2 separate regions of the Homo sapiens genome follow, and region 2 is linked to region 1. Evidence: chromatin loops called from intact Hi-C (ENCODE). Cell type or tissue: MCF 10A. All regions are shown on one strand. Links, peaks and the distances in the headings refer to the core of each region. The heading gives the core; the rest is flanking DNA.

Region 1 (9,953 bases), core at 2,808-7,807:
GTACTTGATGACCAACTCAGGGAAAAGGAAGCCAGGCCAAGTGTAGGAACTTGGAAGAAACCAGTTAGAAGTTAGGAAGAAATGAAGTTAGGCTCTGAATCAATTGCATATACTAACATTGTCCAACTAAGAGACTCCTCACAGCCCACAGTGAAGTAGTTACTGCTGCTCTCGAGATGTGGGAGGGCCAAGGAATCCAGGGAACTGTGTTCTAAGGGCTGAGGCAAACCTGCCCTTGAACCACCAAGAGTAGTAGTGAAGACACTCAAGCTGTCTGCCCGGCAGCAAGCTGTGTGCTGCCACCAGTTTTTTTCAATCACTGTGAAAGCAGGAACACCATGTCCTGCCTTTGTCCTAGGCCCTGAGAAGTGAGCCCAGCACAGGAGGGGCATTTTTCATGCTTTCTACTCCAAGCCCTCCCCACTTAAGAGAAATGGCCTCAGTGTTCATTTCTTCTCTTACAATTCCCCATCTTTCTGTGACCTGGATGAATCTGCCAGTTGACCCAGCAGCTCCTGCCTTTTTTCAGTTTACTTGGAAGTCTCCCGATGAGAGCCAAAGACTGAGCTACATGCTGCGGTAGTTCAAAATGGATCAAACAAACCCCTGTCTTTGAGTTACTCATTCTAGAAAGATTCTGAGTGACTGCAGTTGCCTATTGACAATTCACCCGGCCCCAGGAATCTGGCCACAGAGAGGTTCCAGTACCTGGTAGACAAAGCTGAAAGACAGTTTGTTGTCTTCCTAGAAAGAGGGAGGCACAATTACAGGTGCTAGGTTTCTAGGCCTGCTAAGCAAGGACTTCTCCCTGTGAGCCATCTTGACTCTAACCCACTTCCTCCAGTGGTGGCGTCGTAATTCCTCATTGGCTTTTTTCCATGCTTCCCTCTTTTTGGTTCCCCTCATTGGAAGAATGTTCTCTCACACTTGGACACAGGAAGGGGAACATCACACACTGGGGTCTGTCATGGGGTGGGGGGAGGGGGGAGGGATAGCATTAGGAGAGTTACCTAATGTAAATGACGAGTTAATGGGTGCAGCACACCAACATGGTGCATGTATACATAGGTAATAAACCTGCACATTGTGCACATGCACCCTAGAACTTAAAGTATAATAATAATAATAATAATTTTTTAAAAAAGAAGAATGTTCTCTCCAGGAAGCCCTAGACAGCCCAAGGGGTCCAATGGGGTTGTCTGAACCTTGAAATCTCCCTGTCTATGACTCTTCAGGGATCATGTGTGAGGCTATGGCCAGGAGGGAGTGGCCTCACAGATCACCTTTCCTCATTTAATCAGGAAGCAAACAGGTCTGCCCATACCATTCACCCCAGCATACCCAAGGTTCTTATGGAAGTGGCTCTAGAAGATATGACAGCCCAATTCCTCTGCTCCATGCCCCAGGCTCTCTTGTTCTGACCACAAGATAATCTTCAGCTTTGCTATCAAGCAGTTTCCAGAGACCTCTTCAGAACTGCCCAGGGAGGACCACAAAAATCAGCTGCATCTACTGGACCTGCCTGTACTTGCTGGCAGACACAAGCCCAGGCAGACTGAGAGAAGCCTCTTTAGCTAGTGTGGAAATGCCAACAGCCTATATCTCCCAGGGCTAAGAGGCGCCTTTGCTATTCCCTCTTCCTTTTACTCCCTGCAAAATGCCCACTTGAAGGCACTCTTTAATGTTCTTTTAAAGAGGATTTCAATGCTGGAAGAATAACCTGATTTGCCCCAGCTCATGCCCTCACCAGGGAAGGTTTAGAACACTTTCTGGGGTACTATTCGGCTGTAGTGCCTTTCTCTGCTCATGGCCATCCCTGCTCTTACCGTTTTGGAGGACACTGCCTTTCCATAACAGAACATCTTCTATCTCAACTGCCGGTTGGTCCTAGAAGAAGCTTGGAGAGGCCTTTGTATAAGAAGTTCCCGGAGTGCTATGCATGGTGTGATCCTGGTTCCTGGGCTACATTCTATGCCAGGCACTGGGGACAGAGTGGCGACGAAGACAGACTCTGTTCTTGTCCTTGCGGAGCTTACAGTCTAATGGGAGAAAAAGACATTAACTGAATCATCAGACATATAACTAAAATAATTACAGATTGTGATGAGAACAAGGAAGGATACAAATGATGCTCAAGTAGAGACTGACAGGGGTGAGAGAAGATGACTTTTTTTTTTAATTGAAATGACACATGAACCTGGTTAAAAAAATCAAACGGTACAGAAAAACTTACAATGAAGAGCAAAACCCTTTCTGCCACCCCATCCACCTTCAGACCCACAAAGCTGCCATTTTTAATCTTTCTCTTTTAATTCTTCTGACGATTGACCTCTAGTTCACTAAATAATATGCCTCTGCTCTCTTCCTTGATTTATCAACTTGAGATACTTATCTATTGAATTTCTACTATGATAGATGAGAGGGCAGTACTCAATAACATACCCACTTCCACTCCTTCACACCCCCAATAGAGTTATGGAATATTGTTGTTCTACTACTAATTACTTTTAGAACATTGAATAATGTATCTGAAATCTTATATATTATACCATAAACTATAGATAGCATCTCTTGACTCCCCATTTTTATCAGATGGAGCTATTCAAGTCCATATGCTTCCCTCCACCTCTTCTCCCCTTCTACTTTCATTTTCTGTCAAATGTTTACTTCTACATTGTCAAAGCTGATAGTATTTACATTTTCTTCTATAACTATGAATACATCTCCCATGCTTTGTTTATAGGTAGATTCTAAAAGTTGACAGCCAATAAATCATGTTTACATTATTGTGACTTTGCCAATATAATTCACTACAGAGAGGAATGTATTATGATTTGCATGGGCCCAAGGAACTTTGGCCTTCCTGCACCCTTCCTTCATTAAACAAACTGTATTTTATGACTGCATTAGTATAAAGATAAGTATATTAATATTATGTGCTGAAACATCTTTGACCTAAAAATCCATTTTTACTTCTGACTTTAAAATAAATTAAAACATTTTCACATTCTCAAACTTCATATAATGGAATCATATGTAGGCAACCTTTTGTGCATGACTTCTTTAAATTAGTGTAATTTTTATAATCTTTTGAAATAGCTTTACTGAGGTGTAAATGACCTACAATAAACTGCACGTGTTAAAGGTGTACAATTTGATAAGTTTTGACATATGTTTATCCTTGTGAAACCATCACCACAATCATATCCAACACCTCCAAAAGTTTTCTTCAGGCTCCTTTGCAAATCATTTCTTTATCCCTAGGCAACCACTGACCTGCTTTCTGTCACTATAAATTAGAATCATGCAGTATGTGTACTTCTGCGTCTGACTTCTTTCACACATCATAATATTTATGAAATTCATGTTGTTTCATGTATCATTAGTCAATTCCCTTTTATTGCTGAGTAGTACTCCATGGTATGGATTTACTAAAATTTGTTTATTCACTTTTATTGGGTATTTGGATTGTTTCCATTTTTTGACAATTGTAAATAAAGCTGCTAAGAGGATTTGTGTACAGGGTTTTGTGCAGACATATGTTTTCCATTCTCTCTACGAGTGAAAAAGCTGTATCATATGATTGGTATTAAGTTTAACTTTATGACACTGCCAAAGTACTTTCCAAAGTGGTTGTACCATTTTAGAATCCCACCAACAATGAAACAGAGTTCCAGTTGCTTTACATCCTTGCCAAACTTGGTATTAACATTCCTTTTTATTTCAATTACTAGTGGCTCTCTAAAGGCACACTTTTGCAGTTTTAATTCTCATTTCCTGAATGATGAATTTTATGTGTTTGTGAGCCGTTTTTGTATCCTCATTTGTAAAGTGACTTTTCAAAAAATTTTTTGCCCACTTAAAAATATTGGTTTGTTTCAGTAAGTTTTATTGAGTTTGATTTTTTTCACAGATGGAGTCTCGCTGTGTTGCCCAGGCTGCAACCTCAAGTGATCCTTCTTGGCCTCCTAAAGTGTTGGGATTACAGGCATGAGCCACTGTGCCTGGCCTCTTACTAAGTTTTAATAGCCTCTTTACATATTCTAGATACAAGTTCTTTGTCAGATATGTGATTTGCAAATATTTTCTCCCAATTTGTAGCTTGTCTTTTTATTCTCTTAACAGTATCTCTCACAGAGCAAAAGTTTTACCTTTTAATAAAGTCCAATTTACCAATTTTTCTTTTTTATGGATCAAGCTTTTGGTGGTATATCCAAAAGTTCTTTGCCTAACCCAAGGTCACAAAGATTTTCCCTTACATCTTCTTCTAAAAGTTTTATAGTTTTAGGTTTTGCATTTAGATCTAATATCTATTTTGAATTCACTTTTATATAAGGTATAATATTTAGGTCAATGTTCTTTTTTTAAAACTGTGGATGTTCAACTGTTTCAGCATTATTTGTTGAAAAGATGATGTTTTCTCTGCTGAATTGTTCTTGCATCTTTGTCTTTTTTTTTTTTTTTCAGACAGAGTCTCACTCTGTCACCCAGGCTCTGGAGTGCAGTGGCACCATCTTGGCTCACTGCAGCCTCTGCCTCCCGGGTTCAAGCAATCCTCTTGCCTCAGCCTCCCTATTAGCTGGGATTACAGGTGCCCACCACTATGCCCTGCTAATTTTTGATCTTTAGTAGAGATGGGGTTTCTCCATGTTGGCCAAGCTGGTCTTGAACTCCTGACCTAGGGTGATCTGCCCTCCTCAGCCTCCCAAAGTGCTGGGATTACAGGCATGAGCCACCACACCTGGCCTTTTGTCTCTTTTTTGTACATCTCTTTCTGAACTCTCTTTTCCATCTCATTGATTTATGTGCCTATCTCTTCACTAGTAACACTCAGTATTGATTACTTAACTTTCTATAAATCTTAAAATCATTCAATGTGATTCCTCTAATTTTATTTTTTCCACAAATAATGTCTTGGCTTTTCTAATTCCTTTGCCTTTTCTTTCTTTTTTTCTTTTTCTCTTCTTTCTTTTTTTTCCCCTCTGAACTTTTAATCAGCCTCCTGCTCCCCAAAGAGTACCCTGCTTCTGCTGGCTTAATGTCTGACATCACTTTATGATCCACTATCCGGCAGATGGTGGTCTTTTGAATGGTTTGCATGGAATTGCTGGTGTCCAGGGCATCACCAAGATTGAAGTCCTTGCCATCTTCCAGCAGGTGGCAGTAGGTGGCGATCTTAGCCTCCAGCTTGACCTTGATGTTCAGCAGGGCCTTGTACTCCTGGGCCTGGCACTGTCCCTCTGCCCGGATCTGTGCCAGCTCCGACTCCAGGTGGAGCAGGATCCCGTTGATCTGCTCCATCTGTAGGGCATAGCGGGCCTCCACTTTCCTCAGGCTGCTCTCCAAGCTTGCCTTCAGATTTCTCATTGAGTCCAGGTCAATCTCCAAGGACTGGACTGTATGTCTCAGTTCCGTGAGCGCCATCTCAGCAGCTCCAACCTCGGCGGACTGTGTGGTGACCATTGTGGTGCTCTCCTCAGTCTGCTGAGACCCGTACTTGTCCAGCTCCTCTTGGTTCTCCCGAGCCAGCTAGTCATATTGGGCCTGGATGTCTGCCATGATTTTGGTGAGGTCCTGAGATTTGGGGTATCTACCTCCATGGACAACCCAGAGCTGGCAATCTGGGATTGTAGGCCTTTTACTTCCTCTTCGTGGTTCTTCTTCATGAAGAGCAACTCCTCCTTGAGAGCCTTGACCTCTGCCTCTAGCTGCAGCTGAGTGACATTGGTGTCATCAATGATCTTGTGGAGCCCATGGATGTCGCTCTCCACAGACTGGTGCATGGTCAGCTCTGTCTCATCCTTGACTCTAAAGTCATCTGCTGATGCAAGACAGGCATTGTCGATCTTCAGAACGATGCGGGCATTGTCCACACCTTTGCCTTTTCATATTAATTTTAGAATAAGCTTGTCTATATCTGCAAGAAACCCCTTGGAATTTTGGTAAATATTTATTATTTATCAAATGATGAATATAAATGATAAATATTGCATTAAATCTATAGCCAGTTAGGGATAATTGACATTTTAACCATGTTAAGTCTTCTAATTCATGAATATGGTATGTCTCTCCATTATTTAGGTTTATCTGATTTCTTTTATCAGCATTTCATAGTATTCAGCATATGAACCCTGACATGGTTGGGAATGTGGCTTTGAAAAACACAACTCTACGAGACATTCGGTTGGCTTTTTCAGTTAGAAAACTCATGTTTTCCATTGGCTTTCAGAATTTTATCATATTACTTCTTTGATAATTTTCTCCCTTCTTTCTGGAATTTCTAATAATTGGATGCTAGATGTTGAACTTCCTAATTTTTTCTTCATTATTGCTTTTCCTTTATTTCTTATCTATTTTTCCCCATTGTGAGGGATTTCCTCATCTTTATCTTCCAGTCCTTTGTAGTAGGCAGAATTCTACGATTGCCCCCAAGATTCCTGACTCATGTACATGTCCTGTATAACCCTCTCCTCTTGCGTGTGGGTGAGACCTGTGAATAGGATGGCATGTTACTTTCATGATCAGGTTATATGGCAAAAGTAAAGGAATTTTGCAGGCATCGTTAAGATCTCAAATAAGTTTATTTTTAGTTAATCAAAAGTGATATTATTCTGGGTAGACCTGACTTAATCAGTGAGCTTTTTTTTTTATACTTTAAGTTCTAGGGTACATGTGCACAACGTGCAGGTTTGTTACATAGGTATATATGTGCCATGTTGGTTTGCTGCACCCATTAACTCATCATTTACATTAGGTATTTCTCCTAATGCTATCTTTCCCCCAGCCCCCCACCCCATGACAGGCCCCAGGGTGAGATGTTCCCCGCCCTGGGTCCAAGTGTTCTCATTGTTCAATTCCCACCTATGAGTGAGAACATGCAGTGTTTGGTTTTCTGTCCTTGTGATAGTTTGCCCAGAATGATGGTTTCCAGCTGCATCCATATCCCTGAAAAGGACATGAACTCATCCTTTTTATGGCTGCATAGTATTCCATGGTGTATGTGTGCCACATTTTCTTTATCTAGTCTATCATTGATGGATATTTGGGTTGGTTCCAAGACTTTGCTATTGTGAATAGTGCCACAATAAACATATGCGTGCATGTGTCTTTATAGTAGCATGATTTATAATCCTTTGGGTATATATCCAGTAATGGGATGGATGGGTCAAATGGTATTTCTAGTTCTAGATCCTTGAGGAATCGCCACACTGTCTTCCACAATGGTTGAACTAGTTTACACTCCCACCAACAATGTAAAAGGGTTCCTATTTCTCCATATCCTTTCCAGCATCTGTTTTTTCCTGACTTTTTAATGATCGCCATTCTAACTGGTGTGAGATTGTATCTCATTGTGGTTTTGACTTGCATTTCTCTGATGACCAGTGATGATGATGATGAGCATTTTTTCATGTGTCTTTTGGCTGCATAAATGTCTTCTTTTGAGAAGTGTCTGTTCATATCCTTTGCCCACTTTTCGATAGGGTTGTTTGTTTTTTTTCTTGTAAATTTGTTCAAGTTCTCTGTAGATTCTGGATATTAGCCCTTTGTCAGATGAGTAGATTACAAAAATTTTTTCCCATTCTGTAGGTTGCCTGTTCACTCTGATGGTAGTTTCTTTTGCTGTGCAGAAGCTCTTTAGTTTAATTAGATCCCATTTGTCTATTTTGGCTTTTGTTGCCATTGCTTTTGGTGTTTTAGTCATGAAGTCCTTGCCCATGCCTATGTCTTGAATGGTATTGCCTAGGTTTTCTTCTAGGGTTTTTATGGTTTTGGGTCTAATACTTAAGTCTTTAATCCATCTTGAATTAATTTTTGTATAAGGGGTAAGGAAGGGATCCAGTTTCAGCTTTCTACACATGGCTAACCAGTTTTCCCAGCACCATTTATTAAATAGGGAATCCTTTCTCCATTTCTTGTTTTTGTCAGGTTTGTCAAAGATCAGATGGTTGTAGATGTGTGGTGTTATTTCTGAGGCCTCTGTTTTGTTCCACTGGCCTATATATCTATTTTGGTACCACTACCATGCTGTTTTGGTTACTGTAGCCTTGTAGTATAGTTTGAAGTCAGGTAGCATGATGCCTCTAGCTTTGTTCTTTTTGCTTAGGATTGTCTTGGCAATGCAGGCTCTCTTTTGGTTCCATATGAACTTTAAAGTAGTTTTTTCCAATTCTGTAAAGAAAGTTATTGGTAGATTGATGGGGATGGTATTGAATCTATAAATTACCTTGGGCAGTATGGCCATTTTCACAGTGTTGATTTTTCCTATCCATGAGCATGGAATGTTCTTTCATTTGTTTGTGTCTTCTTTTATTTCACTGAGCAGTGGTTTGTAGTTCTGCTTGAAGAGGTCCTTCACATCCCTTGTAAGTTGGATTCCTAGGTATTTTATTCTCTTTGTAGCAATTGTGAATGGGAGTTTGCTCATGATTTTGCTCTCTGTTTGTCTGTTATTGGTGTATAGGAATGCTTGTGATTTTTGCATATTAATTTTGTATCCTGAGACTTTGCTGAAGTTGCTTATCAGCTTAAGGGGATTTTGGGCTGAGACAATGGGGTTTTCTAAATATATAATCATGTCATCTGCAAACAGGGACAATTTGACTTCCTCTTTTCCTAACTGAATACCTTTTATTTCTTTTTCTTGCCTGATTGCCCTGGCCAGAACTTCCAACACTATGTTGAATAGGAGTGGTGAGAGAGGGCATCCCTGTCTTGTGCCAGGTTTCAAAGGGAATGCTCCCCGTTTTTGCCCATTCAGTATGATATTGGCTGTGTGTTTGTCATAAATAGCTCTTATTATTTTGAGATACGTCCTGTCAATAACTAGTTTATTGAGAGATTTTAGCATGAAGGGCTGTTTAATTTTGTCAAAGGCCTTTTCTACATCTATTGCGATAATCATGTGGTTTTCTTCATTGGTTCTGTTTATGTGATGGATTATGTTTATTGATTTGTGTATGTTGAACCAGCCTTGCATCCCAGGGATGAAGCCCACTTGATCGTGGTGGATAAGCTTTTTGATGGGCTGCTGGATTCGGTTTGCCAGTATTTTATTGAGGATTTCCGCATCAAAGTTCATCAGGGATATTGGTCTAAAATTCTCTTTTTTTGTTGTGTCTCTGCCAGGCTTTGGTCTTAAGATGATGCTGGCCTCATGAAATGAGTTAGGGAGGATTCCCTCTTTTTCTATTGATTGGAATCGTTTCAGAAGGAATGGTGCCAGCTCCTCTTTTTACCTCTGGTAGAATTCGGCTGTGAACCCGTCTGGTCCTGGACTTTTTTTGGTTGGTAGGCTATCAATTATTGCCTCAATTTCAGAGCCCGTTATTGGTCTATTCAGAGATTCAACTTCTTCCTGGTTTAGTCTTGGGAGGGTGTATGTGTCCAGGAATTTATCCATTTCTTCTAGATTTTCTAGTTTATTTGCCTAGAGGTGCCCTTATATTCTCTGATGGTAGTTTGTATTTCTGTGGGATCGGTGGTGATATCCCCTTTGTCATTTTTTATTGCTTCTATTTGGTTCTTCTCTCTTTTCTTCTTTATTAGTCTTGCTAGAGGTCTACCATTTTTGTTGATCTTTTCAAAAAACCAGCTCCTGGATTGGTTGATTTTTTGAAGGGTTTTTATGTCTCTATCTCCTTCGGTTCTGCTCTGATCTTCGTTATTTCTTGCCTTCTGCTAGCTTTTGAATTTGTTTGCTCTTGCTTCTTTAGTTCTTTTAATTGTGATGTTACGGTGTCGATTTTAGATCTTTCCTGCTTTCTCTTGTGGGCATTTAGTGCTATAAATTTCCCTCTACACACTGCTTTAGTTGTGTCCCAGAGATTCTGGTACGTTGTGTCTTTGTTCTCATTGGTTTCAAAGAGCATCTCTATTTCTGCCTTCATTTCATTATTTACCCAGTAGTCATTCAGGAGCAGGTTGTTCAGTTCAGTTTCCATGTAGTGGTGTGG
Region 2 (9,953 bases), core at 3,181-8,180, 330 kb after region 1:
GTATTTTTGTAAATTATCACATTTAAACCTTACAGCACCCTATGAGATAGTACAGTATTATACCCAATTTACAGAAAATGAAATTGAGCTTCAGGGGGCATAAGTGATTTTCTTAAGATCACAATTATTAAGTGGCCATGCTGGGACTTAAATCCATGTTTGTCCTTACACAAAAGTCTGTACTTTTGTCCACAGCACTTGTATATGTGATTGGAAAAGATTTATTGGTTTATTAAGTGTGATTTTACTATATCTCGAGACAAACTTTTCTGGAGTTATACATATCCCATTTTCTAACCTTGAATCAGTGAGAAAGAAACATATATTATCTCTAGAAATATATTTCCTCTGAAATCTTCAACTATAGTATGGTACTCTCTGACTACAACCTTTCTCTTATCCTTCTGGCTCGCATAACTCTCTTAAATTCACATACCATCTCTTCAACCCTGTTTATATCTCCAGTTCCTTGACCTTTTAATTTTCTCCCAATCTGTCAGCCCCTTTCTATTTCTTCTTGCTTTCAAATCTCACTTAGACTCTATCATCCATTATTTAACCACCCATCTTGACAATGAATCATTCTCTTTGCTTCCTTGTCTATGTATCACATCCACCCAGCAAAACCTCAAACTCAAATCAACCAGACTAATTGCCTTCTCTATTTCTACATCATGGCTTCTGGGCACTGCTAGAAAGAAAACATAACTTTGTTGATTATTGCCTCTACAACTTTCTCGTCTCTGTTATTGGTTAGAGCCTCTCCCTTGTTCAACAATCTATCTCCTAGTCCCTAGTCAGCTCACTATTTCATTCCTTATAAATAGTATTTTAAATCCTCATTACTCTTTCCTTTCCTACTATTTTGTCATTTTTAACAGTCTTCCATCCTATTTCAAAGGAAACTGCCATCAGCAAGAACTTTCATCCATTTCCTGCTTCATGCTCTGCTAACTTCTGTATCCTCACCCTTGTTTTCTTCTCTCTTGACTCAGTGCTAGGGAAGTCCTTTCTGCTTAAGGCTAATGTGTATAATTTTGTGCTGGATCCTATCCCTTTTATCTTCCAAATAACTTCAGTCATCCCCAGTATTCCTTCTTTCTTTTTAGGGTTTTAACATGACTTGTATACTTGTCAGACTCCATGGTCTACATACGCTTACCATGAACTATCTAAAGAAAATGATAAAAATGAAAAATGTCTTTCAATTGATTAGCTACTTGAACAAATAATACATTTAGATTTTCCTCTTTTTTTATTATACTTTAAGTTTTAGGGTACATGTGTACAACGTGCAGGTTTGTTACATATGTATACATGTGCCATGTTGGTGTACTGCACCCATTAACTCGTCATTTAACATTAGGTATATCTCCTAATGCTATCCCTCCCCACTCCCCCCACCCCACAACAGGCCCCGGTGTATGATGTTCCCCTTCCTGTGTCCATGTATTCTCATTGTTCAATTCCCACCTATGAGTGAGAACATGCAGTGTTTGGTTTTTTGTCCTTGCAATAGTTTGCTGAGAATGATGGTTTCCAGCTTCATCCATGTCCCTACAAAGGACATGAACTCATCATTTTTTATGGCTACATAGTATTTCATGGTGTATATGGGCCACATTTTCTTAATCCAGTCTATCATTGTTGGACATTTGCATTAGTTCCAAGTCTTTGCTATTGTGAATAGTGCCGCAATAAACATACATGTGCATGTGTCTTTATAGCAGCATGTTTTATAATCCTTTGGGTATATACCCAGTAATGGGATTGCTGGGTCAAATGGTATTTCTAGTTCTGGATCCCTGAGGAATCGCCACACTGAATTCCACAATGGTTGAACTAGTTTACAGTCCCACCAACAGTGTAAAAGTGTTCCTATTTCTCCACATCCTCTCCAGCACCTGTTGTTTCCTGACTTTTTAATGATTGCCATTCTAACTGGTGTGAGATGGTATCTCATTGTGGTTTTGATTTGCATTTCTCTGATGGCCAGTAATGATGAGCATTTTTTCATGTGTTTTTTGGCTGCATAAATGTCTTCTTTTGAGAAGTGTCTGTTCATATCCTTCGCCCACTTTTTGATGCGGTTGTTTGTTTTTTTCTTGTAAATTTGTTTGAGTTGTTTGTAGATTCTGGATATTAGCCCTTTGTCAGATGAGTAGATTGCAAAAATTTTCTCCCATTCTGTAGATTGCCTGTTCACTCTGATGGTAGTTTCTTTCGCTGTACAGAAGCTCTTTAGTTTAATTAGATCCCATTTGTCAATTTTGTCTTTTGTTGCCATTGCTTTTGGTGTTTTAGTCATGAAGTCCTTGCCCGTGCCTATATCCTGAATGGTATTGCCTAGGTTTTCTTCTAGGGTTTTTATGGTTTTAGGTCTAACATGTAAGTCTTTAATCCATCTTGAATTAATTTTTGTATAAGGTGTAAGGAAGGGATCCAGTTTCAGCTTTCTACATATGGCTAGCCAGTTTTCCCAGCACTGTTTATTAAATAGGGAATCGTTTCCCCATTCCTTGTTTTTGTCAGGTTTGTCAAAGATCAGATAGTTGTAGATATGCGGCATTATTTCTGAGGGCTCTGTTGTGTTCCATTGGTCTATATCTCTGTTTTGGTACCAGTACCATGCTGTTTTGGTTACTGTAGCCTTGTAGTATAGTTTGAAGTCAGGTAGTGTGATGCCTCCAGCTTTTTCTTTTGGCTTAGGATTGACTTGGCAATGCGGACTCTTTTTTGGTTCCATATGAACTTTAAAGTAGTTTTTTCCAATTCTGTGAAGAAAGTCATTGGTAGCTTGATGGGGATGGCATTGAATCTGTAAATTACCTTGGGCAGTATGGCCATTTTCACGATATTGATTCTTCCTACCCATGAGCATGGAATGTTCTTCCATTTGTTTGTATCCTCTTTTATTTCCTTGAGCAGTGGTTTGTAGTTCTCCTTGAAGAGGTCCTTCACATCCCTTGTAAGTTGGATTCCTAGGTATTTTATTCTCTTTGAAGCAATTGTGAATGGGAGTTCACTCATGATTTGACTCTCTGTTTGTCTGTTATTGGTATATAAGAATGCTTGTGATTTTTGCACATTGATTTTGTATCCTGAGACTTTGCTGAAATTGCCTATCAGCTTAAGGAGATTTTGGGCTGAGACGGTGGGGTTTTCTAGATATACAATTGTGTCATCTGCAAACAGGGACAATTTGACTTCCTCTTTTCCTAATTGAATACCCTTTATTTCTTTCTCCTGCCTGATTGCCCTGGCCAGAACTTCCAACACTATGTTGAATAGGAGTGGTGAGAGAGGGCATCCCTGTCTTGTGCCAGTTTTCAAAGGGAATGCTTCCAGTTTTTGCCCATTCAGTATGATATTGGCTGTGGGTCTGTCATAGATAGCTCTTATTATTTTGAGGTACGTCCCATCAATACCTAATTTATTGAGAGTTTTCATTCAATGCAAAAATCCTCAATAAAATACTGGCAAACCGAATCCAGCAGCACATCAAAAAGCTTATCTACCATGATCAAGTGGGCTTCATCCCTGGGATGCAAGGCTGGTTCAACATATGCAAATCAATAAACGTAATCCAGCATATAAACAGAACCAGTGACAAAAACCATATGATTATCTCAATAGATGCAGAAAAGGCCTTTGACAAGATCTTCTTCTTTTACTGTATACCATAATAAGTAGCAGTTCGTTTAAAAAGTGAAATGTAAAAATTTAAGCCCTAAAAAAGATAATATTAAATAGATAATATAATATGTTAATATTTTTGATATCCTAATGGGAAAAGATTTTTTCTATTCTTTGTTTTCAGTGAAAATTTTCAAACACACAGAAAAGATGAAAGAATTTTATCACAAAGAACCATTATATTACCATCTGGAATCTACCATTAATATTTTGCCTTATCACAAATCTATCTATACCCATACCCATCTATCAATCCATCTTTATTAATGTATGTTAGAAAACCGCTGATGTAAATTCCTTCCCCCGAAATACTTCAGCATGTATACTGTTAATTAGAGTTAAATATTTATTAATGATTTTTCTTTTGTTGCAAAATTTGCAAGCAGTTAAATGTAAAGATCTTTCAAGTGTTCATTTGCTGACTTTTGACCGGTGTATAAATCTGTAGTGATATACTGGTAAATGTTTAACAACCAGGTCTCTGGCGGGGGGGTAGGGGAGGGGAGCGGGGAAAACAGGCCCTGATTTGTATCATTTGCCAGTTTCCAAGGTGTACATATTACCACCATAGCCAGTTTCAAGCTACCAATATGTTATCACTGAACATGGAATTGGGAATAAAGACAATCATCGGACCATCTCCAGGACACACTGCATCTGTGTAACCTAACCCCTATCAACACAGAAGATTACTATCACCACAGAAAGTCTCAGCATACTTCTTTCCAGTAATTCCCATCCTACCCTCTCAGAGGCAACTAGTGTTGTGATTTTTTTCCACCATAGATTAGTTTTGCTTGTTCTAGAACTTCATATAACTGGAATTGTACAGTATATGTTCTTTGTGTAAGGTTTCTTTAATTCAACATAATGTTTTTGGGATTCATTCATATTGTCGTATGTATCAATAGTTTGCCCTTTCTACAGCACAATTCTTAGAAGAGTTTTCTATAATTACTGTATTAGTTTCCTAGGGCTGCTGTAACAAATTATTATAAATCTGGTGGCTTAGAACAACAGAAATTTATCCTCTCCACAGTTCTGGAGGCTAGAAGTCTAAAATCAAAGGTGTCAGCAGGGCCATGCTCTCTCTGCAGGCTCTAGGAGAATATCCTTCGTTACTTCTTCTAGCTCTGGTAAGTTGCCAGCAATTCTTGGTGTTCCCTGGTTCATAGATGCATAATTCCTATCTCTGCCTCTGTCATCACATAGCATTCTCATGTATCTGTGTTTTCACAGTGCTCTCTTAAAAGGATATCAGTCATTGGATTTAGGCCCCACCCTAATCTAGTATTACTTCATCTTAATTTAACTACATCTGCAAAGACCCTATTTCCAAATATTTCACAGTCTGTGGCTTGAGGTGGACATGAATTTTAGAGGTATACTGTTCAACCTAGTACAGTCTGCCCTCTGGTGCCAAAAATTCACATCTATCCACGTGCAAAATACATAACATCCCCAAAAGTCTTAACCCATTCCAGCACCAAGTCTGAGTCCCAAATATCATCTAAATACCAACTCAAAAAGTCCTAAGTCTCATTATCTAAATCATCTATATCAGGTATAGGTGAGGTTCTGGATATGGTCCATCCTGGGGCAAAATTTCTCTCCATCCAGAGACTGGTGGAGCTAGAAAACAAGTTATCTGCTTCCAAAATAAAATAGTGGGACAGGCATAAGGTAGACATTACCATTCTGAAAGGGCAAAAATGAGGGAATAAAGGGGTTACTGGTCTAAAGCAAGTTTGTAGCCTAGCATGGCAAATTCCATTAGTTTTCAAGGCCTATGAGTAATATTCTGGGCTCAGTGCTTTGTCCACTGGGCCCATATACTCAGTCTATCAGGGCAGCTATAGCCCCATCCTCTCTGGCCTCTATGTCTGTGGCTTTGCTCTTGTAATCATCCTTCCTTTGTCCTGTCTCTGTCTCTTTCACACCAGGCTGGCACTGGTGGTTTTTGCTGGTATAAGATTCTCAAAAACATTGTCAGTCTCATATATGTCAAGAGATTTACACCATTAGACATGAGGTTTCTCTACAGATTCTTCCTAGATAACCCCATCTGTATTCCTGGCTTCTGCTGAGGTGGTTGATTGGATCCTAACACCCTAACACTTAATCTCTTCAATGAAAGTTTGTCCATCTATACTGTTGGCCCTGTTTCCAGAGCACGCTATCTGTATAGGCTGAGAATTTTCCCAATCATCAAGTGTTGTCCCCTTTTTTCTTAACAGTTCCTTCTTCAATTTTCCTCTGTCCTCTTTTATTTTATTATAAGCATCAGGGAGAAACTAGCCTGCATCTTCCACACTTTGCCCATTCATCTCCTTAGTGAAATATCAGTTTGTCACTTTTAAGTTAAACTTTTTGCCCAACAGTAGAACTCAATTCAGCCAAGTTTCTGCCACTTTATAACAAAGATTGCCTTTCCTCCAGTGTCTAATAACATGTTCATCATTTCCTTCTAAGGCCTTGCCAGAAGTACCTTTAACATTTATACCTCTAGCAACATTTTGTTCATGATTACGTGTATGTAATCATGAACACATATATTCTCTAAGGTAATAGCAGCTTTCTCTACTGTCTCTTTACTTCTTTCTGAGCCCTTACCAGAATTGCCTTTAACATCCGTATTTCTACCAACAATCTCCTCAATGTAATATAGGCTTTTACCATCAAGCAGCTCAAAATTCTTCCAGCCTCTACTCATTACCCAATTCTAAATCCAATTCTACATTTTTAGGTATTTGTTAAAGCAGCATCTTACTTCCCAGTACCAGTGGTACTTTGTTATGGCAGACCTAGGAATCTAATACAGACTTTGGTACTGGGAAGTAGGATGCTGCTTAAAGTGAATGGCTTAAAACAACAGAAAGTTATTCCCTCACAGTTGTGGAGGCTACAAAATCAAAATGTTGGCAAGGTTGGGTCCTTCTAGTGGCTCTGAGGGAGAATTTGTTCCATGCCTCTTTCTTAGCTTCTGGTGTTTGCTGGCAGTTCTTAGATTATCTCTCTAATCTCTGCCTCTGCCATCACATGGCATTCTGGTTGTTGACTGTATCTGTCTCTGTATCTTCACATGTCCTTCTTATAAGGACATCAGTCATTGGACTCAGAGCCTACCCTGTGACTTCACCTTAACTAATTATATCTGCAAAGACCCTATTTCCAAATAAGGTCATATTCTTAGGTTCTGGGTAGACATGAATTTTGGGAGGATTCTATTTAACCCAGTACATTTACTTGTTGCCGCTTGTTCACCTCTCATTCACTTTTTTTGCAAACGATCTCTTTATAGTGAGATAGATCATGACAAACAGCACTTAAAACATTTTTAATCAGATCAAGAAACAGAACATGCCGATACTCCAAAAATCCCCATATGTCCCTCACAAATCACAACCCTCTTCCCACTAGATATAACTACTGCCCTAACTTGTGATAATTTCCTTATTTTTCTTTATATCTTTACCACCCATACATGCAGCACTAGACAGTCTGGTTTGGTTTTGCCTGTGCTTAAGCATTGTGTCAGTGAATTATACTGTATGTATTCTATTGGGTCTTCCTTTTCTACTCAATATTGTGGTGTTTTCTGGCAATTATATTTGAGATATTCGTACATATTGCTATGTGTAGCCATAGTTCATTTTCATTGAAGTATAGTATAGTATTCCTTTATATGAACATACCATAGTTTATCCATTCTACTGTAGTTGCACATTTGGGTTGTTTCCATTTGGGGGGCTGTATATATCACTTCTGCCACTGTGATCTTTCTTGTACATGTTTTCTGGGACACGTGTGCAGGAGTTTCTCAGGGTATATATCTAGGAGTGGAATTGGGTGGTGAAGTGTTCACATTGTCTTCAACTTTAATAGCTGTTAACTAATTTCTGAAGGGATTCCCCCAAGTTAAAATTCCACCAGCCATGTGGAAATGTTTAGGTTGCTCTACATCCTTGTCCACAACAGATATCGTCAGACTCTAATCTGATGAGTATTTACTTGTATTTTGTTGTGCTTTTTTCCCTTTATTATTAGTTAACATTTATTTATGTTACTTTTTTTTTCTTTTTTTTTTTTTGAGACAGAGTCCACTGTGTCGCCCAGGCTAAAGTGCAGGGGCATGATTTCAGCTCACTGCAACCTCCACTTCCCAGGTTCGAGCAATTCCCGTGCCTCAGCCTTCCGAGTAGCTGGGATTACAGACGTTTGCCATCACCCCTGGCTAATTTTTATATTTTTAGTACAGACTAGAAATACAAAATATTCACCAGGGACAGTGGCACACGCCATGTTGGCCAAGCTAGTCTGGAACTCCTGACCTCCAGTGATCCACTCACCTCAGCCTCCCAAAGTGTTGGGATTGTAGGCATGAGCCACCACACCTGGCCAATTTATGTTACTTTTTTTAAAGCCTTTAGTCAAGTGTTATTTTCCTCAACCTTTTATTTTGGAAAATATCAAATGTGGAGAAAAGTTGAAAGAATACACCCACACCCTTCACCTGCGTTCACCAACTGTTGACAACTTGCCACATTTGCTTTACCTCTCTTCCTCCATATGAGTGTATGTGTATGTAGTTTGTTTACTGATAAACTATTTGGAGTAAGTTTCAGAAATAAGAAGGATTTACTCCTAAATACTTAATTGTGTATCTCCTAAGAACAAAGACATTCTCCTGTGCAATCACAGTATAATGATCACTCTTAAGAAATTTAACATTGCTTCTCTAATGTTGCAATCAGGTTTCTCAATTATAAATCCGGAATACAATTGGAGATCACACATTACACTTAGTTTGCTTTAGAACAGTTCCCCGAACAGTTCCCCTGCCTTCGTGTTCGTGTGTGTGTGTGTGTGTGTGTGTGTGTGTGTGTGTGTACCTTTCAGGATGTCATTTTAAGAGTCTGAGCCTATATTGTTTGTTTGTTTCATTGTGGTTTTAATTTCATTCTTGATAACTAGTGATGTTGGATACCTTCTTACACATTGACTGGCCATTTGGACAGCCTGCTTTGTGAAATGGCTATTCAGTTCTTTTGCCCATTTAGCAAATGTGAAAATGCCTATTTACTATCTGAATGTCTTTCCGTCTGTTTGTATCTTTGTCCAGATGCAGTCTTGGTTCAGAGGTCACTTTAGGCATCTATCAAAACAATAGCTTGTGAATCTTGAAGTCAGCAGATAAATAACTTTAAAGACAAAATAACCAATGGGTGAACACCAAAGCACTAAGATATAGCACATCTCAGTTATTGCCACCTCTCTACAGGAAGGAAGGAGGTAGGAAAGTGTTGAGGTTATACATCCTGAATACTCTGTATCCAATTTTTCTCTAATCATAGGTGCATTTTCTTATAAATTTGTACCAGTCTTTTTATTATTATGGATACTTGTTCTGTGTTGGTAATATATGTTGAAAATGTATATTCCAATTCTGTAGTTTATCATTTCACTGCCTTTATGGTATCTTTTGGTAAACAACAGTTGTTGATCTCTATGTAATAAAATTTATTAATTTTTTCTTTATACTTAGTGGTTTTGTGCTTTGATTAATAAATCCTTTTTTTTTTCTGAGACAAAGAGTCTTCCCCTGTCACCCAGGCCGCAGTGCAGTGGCCTGGTTCACTGCAACCTCCGCCTCCTGGGTTCAAGCAGTTCTCATGCCTCAGCCTCCCAAGTAGCTGAGATTACAGATATGCGCCACCACGGCCAGCTAATTTTTGTATTTTTAGTAGAGGTGGGGTTTTACCACGTTGGCCAGGCTGGTCTCGAACTCCTGACTTCTGGTGATCTGCCCTCCTTGGCCTCCCAAAGTGCTGGGATTACAGGCATGAGCCACCGCGCCTGGGCCTGATACTGTTCTTTATTCTAAAAGCTTTATGTTTTTTGCCTTTCACATTTAAGTCTTTAATCCACCTGGAATTGATTTATGTATGTGGTATAAAGTAGGGTTCCAGTTCCTTTTTTCCCTCATGTAGATAGCCTTCTAACACCAAATATTGAAAATGTCTAGACTGTTATTGTGTTGCAATATCAGGTGTTCATATATGGATGGATATTCTGTCATATATCAGGTGTTCATATATGAATGAATTTTTTTTTGATTCTCTCTTTTGTTCCTTTGTCTTTTTGGCTATTTTAGAATCAATATCATACAGTCTAGCTTTATGATGTTTTAGTATCTGGAGAATAATTCTTTCCAACTTGTTTTTCTTCAAAAGTGTTTTGTCTACTTTTGACACTTT

The links. A loop is a pair of places that touch in the nucleus more often than their neighbours do. Peaks named below come from ENCODE experiments on the same cell type or tissue, not always from the same donor. Only the 100,000 strongest peaks of a DNase experiment are listed, where the experiment ranks them.
Region 2: a loop joins it to region 1, with 34 times the contacts of the local background. A loop is called at or near these places in 4 of 110 quality-filtered maps.

The regions. Positions count from the first base shown.
Region 1 is chrX:107,424,548-107,434,500 of GRCh38, reverse strand. It overlaps the pseudogene KRT18P49. Among named protein-coding and RNA genes, the nearest start is that of FRMPD3, 20 kb to the left of the region's middle. In MCF 10A, for the core only: a CTCF peak has its summit at 5,136 (motif pointing right); a DNase peak (open chromatin) is centred at 5,160.
Region 2 is chrX:107,098,324-107,108,276 of GRCh38, reverse strand. All of the region lies in intron 5 of RBM41 (RNA binding motif protein 41), which reads left to right. Among named protein-coding and RNA genes, the nearest start is that of RBM41, 16 kb to the left of the region's middle. In MCF 10A, for the core only: a CTCF peak has its summit at 5,100 (motif pointing left); no DNase peak of the experiment used is centred there.